2 separate regions of the Homo sapiens genome follow, and region 1 is linked to region 2. The links are chromatin loops, found by intact Hi-C in ENCODE. Cell type or tissue: mammary epithelial cell. All regions are shown on one strand. Each heading gives the region's core, and the rest is flanking DNA. Links, peaks and the distances in the headings are about the cores only.

Evidence for each region. Hi-C counts contacts between places; a loop is a spot of excess contacts. Peaks named below come from ENCODE experiments on the same cell type or tissue, not always from the same donor. Only the 100,000 strongest peaks of a DNase experiment are listed, where the experiment ranks them.
Region 1: a loop joins it to region 2, with 12 times the contacts of the local background. A loop is called at or near these places in 3 of 110 quality-filtered maps.

What each region holds. Positions count from the first base shown.
Region 1 is chr16:59,591,751-59,594,678 of GRCh38, forward strand. No RefSeq gene overlaps it. Among named protein-coding and RNA genes, the nearest start is that of LINC02141, 260 kb to the right of the region's middle. In mammary epithelial cell, for the core only: no CTCF peak of the experiment used is centred there; a DNase peak (open chromatin) is centred at 1,761.
Region 2 is chr16:60,202,144-60,205,071 of GRCh38, forward strand. No RefSeq gene overlaps it. Among named protein-coding and RNA genes, the nearest start is that of LINC02141, 350 kb to the left of the region's middle. In mammary epithelial cell, for the core only: a CTCF peak has its summit at 1,617 (motif pointing left); no DNase peak of the experiment used is centred there.

The DNA of each region.
Region 1 (2,928 bases), core at 205-2,704, 610 kb before region 2:
TCATGAAGTCCTCAGACTTTGGACAATGCCCATCCTCCTTGTATGCCTTAGAGTAATATCAGGAACTCTTTGATTTTGTGATCATTAAATAAAACTGCACACACAATGTTTTTTTAATAATCTTTGGTTTCATTTTCTGTGGCTTCAGTTATCCATGGTCAACTATATTCAGAAAATATTTAATGAAAAATTCCAGGAACAAACCATTCATAAATTTTAAATTGTGTGCCATTCTGAGTTACAGGATGAAACTGCATTCTGCCCTGCTCTGTTCTGCCTGGGATGGAAGTAGTCCCTGTGTTCAGTGTACATATGCTGTAGACACTCCCTGCCGATTGGTCATTTAGTAGCCATCTCCACTATCAGATCAACTGTCAGGAGATTGCAGTGATGTGATCAAATAATCCTCATTTTACTTAATAATTGTCCCAAAGCACAAGAGTGGTGATGCTGAAAACTTAGATATGCCAAAGAGAAATCATAAAGAGCGGCTGGGCATGGTGCTCACACCTGTAATCCCAGCACTTTGGGAAGTTGAGGTGGGTGGATCACCTGAGGTCAGGAGTTTGAGACCAGCCAGGCCAACATGGTGAAACCCCGTCTGTAATAAAAATACAAAAAATTAGCTGGGCATTGTGGCAGGCGCCTGTAATCCCAGCTACTCGGGAGGCTGAGACAGGAGAATCACTTGAACCTGGGAGGCGTATGTTGCAGTGAGCCGAGATCATGCCATTGCACTCCAGCCTGGGCAACAAGAGTGAAACTCCATCTAAAATAAAATTAAAAATAAAACATAAAGTGCTTCTTTTAAGTGAAAAAGTAAAAGTTCTTGACTTAATAAAGAAGAAAAAATTGTATGCTGAAGTTCCTAAGATCTATGGTAAGAATTAATCTTCTGTGCAGAAAACTGAGAAGAAGAAAAAAGAAATTTGTGCATAGCATGTATAGGATCCTATCCAAGGTTCAGGCATCCGATGGGGGCCTTGGAACTTACCCCTCACAGATAAGAGAGGACTACTGTATTTGCTGGCAGTTTCTACCATCATTGTTACCATCATTATTCAAGACCTGCAGGAAATATATGTAGGAAAAGATGAGATGAAGTCAATTCATGATTAACATTGCTTGGGTTTATGACTACTTTTTACATCCTTGGAGACTAATATTTATCATTTGTCATAATACAGCAGTTGCTGTATATTCTACCTCACGTTGAGAGAATAGTTAAAATGTGATCTCCCTAAAGGTTGGCATTTAAGTTACTCTTCAACAAAAAAAGATTCAAGTGGCTCAGCTACATTTCTGCACACCCCATTTGGTACTGATTTTACTGAAAACCACACTTCTAAGATGTTTAAATTGTATTTTTGCCCAGTGAAGTGAAAAGCTACCCTTTCACAAATGGGCTGTGCTGCAGTTTAGTCCATCAACCAGTTTATTCCAACTTTGTGCATTTAGAATTGCTAGAAGCCTCTTGAGCACATGATGGAAGAAATTCCTAGGAAATGAATATGAAAACAATGATCTTCTTGCTAGTGTCCCCAGAGCATTTCCTAAAGGCATTTTTCAGTCAAGAAAGGGCCCAAGATTTCAAATGCATTATGAAATCTGATGAGGATGAGGAAGATGTCAACACTGATGATCAGGAAGTGAAATATGCAAAGCAATGCCAACCTCTTCCACAGAGCAGTGACTGAGACACATGTTATGATAGACTGACAATTTATAACATGCTTTCTATATGATTCAGCAGAGAAGAGAGAAAGTAATGTTAGGAAACTACAGAATAACTTTCCCGGTTCTACATTTTGACTGCTCTGAAGTACATGCAGTGGCAGTCTTTCTTGTTTTATGTAAAAGTGTACGTGGGTGGAAAGGCAAGAATTATGGCTTATAGAAGGCTGTAGCTATCAGGGGAAATCCCTATTGCAAAGGCAGAGGAACTGAGTTGGGAAAACACACAATTTATTGGCCCCTATCTTATACTTTTCTCTTTGCAAAGCAACTTCGATAGTTAGAAGCTGCTTCACAGGAAAGAAAGAAAACAACAATAATGTATTCCTTTGTTTTAGGACTTTGGTTTTGTCTTTCTTCATATTTCTTTTTTTTATTTTCAGAAAAAGGTATCAGAGTAATGCATCTTAATTGTAAAAATGGTATAGTTTATGAGTTTATCCAATATTAGGAAAGAAAGCTATTCGATGATTAATTTATTGTCATTAATCTGTGAAGATAAGGATGCTGCAGTCTTGGTCTTAAATGCTCTGAGAACTGCGTGCCTTGTTTTCTTATAGAACATGGATGGATTTTGAACTCTGTTAGCTTTGGCCTCAGTACAAATAAGCATTTTTGTTTGTTTCTGAATGGGCAGCGTATTTGCTAAAATGCTCTGGACTCTAAATGCGCACAGACACAGTTTCCATGTTACCAAAATGTAGTAGCAATAACAGGAAACATATATTCCAACATACATTTGATGCGGTATTTTATGTGGACATAGCTTGACCGAAAGTCTTACAAGTCAAAGAAGTGTCCATCACCTTAAAGTTATTAACTTAATGGACAATATAATATAAAGTAAAACTATACAAAATTTAAACTGTGACAAAAATAAAGAACGTATTGCTCCTGTGGTTAAATTGTATTGCATTAAGGCAAAAGTAACAAAAAAAGAAACAGTACAAAATACAAAGGTACTTTGCTGGAACATTTAAAAGAAAAATCCCACCTACTCCCCCTACCCCACCCCTACAACCAGTGGGATTCATCCTGACATACAGGGAAAGTGATCAGAATGGACTCAGTGTAGACTTTGGTACTGAAAGTTGTATAAGTGTGGCATTCTATAACTCAGTTACTCTTTGTTACTCTCTGTCAACAGTATATTGGGTTTCAGATATAAAGTTAAAAATATCATTCTCTTGTATA
Region 2 (2,928 bases), core at 286-2,785:
TAACCTGCTCCATTTCAAATCTGGAATACTGTGAGAGTTTTTAAAAATCATTTTTAGTTTTTACTATCAAGCTTTTGATGTTAAAATATGTATGATTATAAAGCCTCAAGTAAGAATTAACTTTAAAGCCATAAGTAATTAATTCATTCAAGTTACCAGCCTTGAGTAGCACCCAAAATTGTAGCATTTCTTTCCTAATAAACCATATTTACAGTAAACTCTGAGTTCCTTTGGCAGAAACAAATGTGTGGCTGGAGATAATCTGTTCTAGCTAGTAATGATTAAAAATCTAAATACATAACTGTCTTTTAAACAGTCTTTATCCAAACTGCAGTTTGTGCCTCAAATTCAGAGATCCATGGTATAATATCATAATCTATTCCCCTAGATCAATATCTTGTAAATCACGAACCTGATTCTGAGTATAATATATTCAATTGAGTAGTGAGCATGGCATGGCATACCTATGAAACCTGGGGATAATGATTAGTTATCAGAAACTACACACTAATCTATTATATCTGACCAGAAGTTTGACTGAATGTATATTAAAATTGTCAGTGGCGTGTGAACCAGAGCAACTCCATCTTAAATAGGAGCTGGGTAAAATGAGGCTGAAGCCTACTGGGCTGCATTCCCAGACAGTTAAGGCATTCTAAGTCACAGGATGAGATAGGAGGTCAGCACAAAATACAGGTCACAAAGACCTTGCTGATAAAACAGCTTGCAGCAAAGGAGCCAGCCAAAACCCACTCAAACCAAAATGGCAATGACAGTGACCTCTGGTCGTCCTCACTGCTACACTCCCATCAGCGCCATGGCAATTTCCAAATGCCATGGCAACCTTAGGAAGTTACCCTATGTGGTCTAAAAAAGGGAGGCATGAATAATCCACCCCTTGTTTAGCATATAATCAAGAAATAACCATAAAAATGGGCAACCAGCAGCCCTCGGGGCTGCTCTGTCTATGGAATAGCCATTCTTTTATTCCTTTACTTTCTTAATAAACTTGCTTTCCCTTCGCACTGCGGGCTTCCATGAATTCTTTCTTGCATGAGACTCAAGAACCCTCTCTTGGAGTCTGGATCGGGACCCCTTTCCTATAACAATATGACTTCAGCAGAGTTTGGCTCAAAGTTGTTTTGAGATTTATGAAATGAATGCTATAAGGACAATAATGAGTTTAAATAAATCAATACTAAACTCGTGTCATTTACTTTATTAATACTGGTCCTCCAGAAACATAAACTCTGCCATTTTAGGTATTCATGTTTGTGTTCTTCGTTGAATTTGCTTGTTGTCATTTGTTTGTTCTAATGGATACTATTTACTATAGGGAGGAGGAAAAAAACAAATTACCTCCCTATGCGAAGCTGTCAGAATGGTGAGAAATTCATTCTAGCTTGTTGAGTTTTGAACAGAAATTAAACTACTGTTTTTCACCTTTGAAGTTAGTGCACTAAAGGAGGGTTGTGATGTTAGTAATGATTGTATGTGAGCTTTCTAGCTGTCCGTTTTGGGGATTATTATAAATTTTCACAGTGGATTGATTATAAGAAAGTTGGGGATTTGAGGGGTTTGTTTTTTGTTTTTGGCAGTAGTACACCAGAGAGCCACCTGCTGGCTTCCATGAAGAAACACATCTTTGATATCTGTGATTGGAAGAAAAAAGAAAAGGGAGGGAAAAAATAAAAAACAAAAAACAGTAACACCAATAAGCAAATCGTTTGAAGAGAATTGACTATTTGGAGGAAGGATATGTGACTCCAACATCTACATTTATTGCTGACATTTGTATTTTACATGGTTTTTCATATCCCTGTTAAAGGAATTGTTTTTAAAAAGTGATTTAGAGGGCCTTTTTTCTCTCGGAAGTCCCCTCTCTCTCACTAGAGAGAGAGCTGTTTTCCTTTCTCCTTTCTCTTTCTTTTGCCTATTAAACCTCTGCTCCTAAAAACATAAAAAATAAATAAAAATAAGTAATTTAGATTCATTAAATGTAGCAACAAACACCATCATGGTGTTGAAAAGTGTTTTCATTTTCATTATCTTATGGAAGTGAGTGTTATTCATATTTTATAGTTGGGGAAGGGCAGCTAGAAACTGAGGCCAACTGCTTTTCAGTTGAACAAGGACCTATGCCATGCATACAGCAGAGCCAGGACTTCTGATTCAACAGCAGCTGTCCTTTTCATCTTATTCAGAAATCTCATGCATCATTCTTCTTTGTATTACAATTTCTAAACTGCCTTTCACCATGTATTCACACTGCATGGTTACTAACATCATCGTTGTGAGTCATTATGATGATAAATTAAGATTGCCTTGTTAAATCCAGAAGCATGAACTGAAAGGGGGGATTGGTTTAGATATTATTTGAAGAGTAAGGGTGCCCTTTTATTCTATTTTAAATGCTAAATACCACTAGATTTAATTTCTAGTTGGAATAGCCTTACTAATTTTTAACCAAGTAAGATTTTTGTTATTATTCAAATGTAGGCGATTTGGTTTAATCCCATTCTTAGTCCCATGGGAGTTGAGGTTTTGTTGTCTTCTGTTGTCATTAGGCCAGTCAAAATACTAAATATTTCACTTGCATAATCTTTTTTTTTTTCTTTTTTTGAGATGGGAGTTTTGCTCTTGTCAGCCAGGCTGGAGTGCAATAGCCCAGTCTCGGCTCACTGCAACCTCTGCCTCCTGGTTCAAGCAATTCTCCTGCCTCAGCCTCTCAGCCTCCTGAGTAGCTGGAATTACAGGTGTGCACCACCACGCTTGGCTAATTTTTTTGTATTATTAGTAGAGACTGAGTTTCACCATGTTGGCCAGGCTGGTCTTGAACTCTTGACCTCAGGTGATCTGCCCGCCTCGGCCTCCCAAAGTGCTGGGATTGCAGGCATGAGCCACAGCGCACAGCTCACTTGCATAATC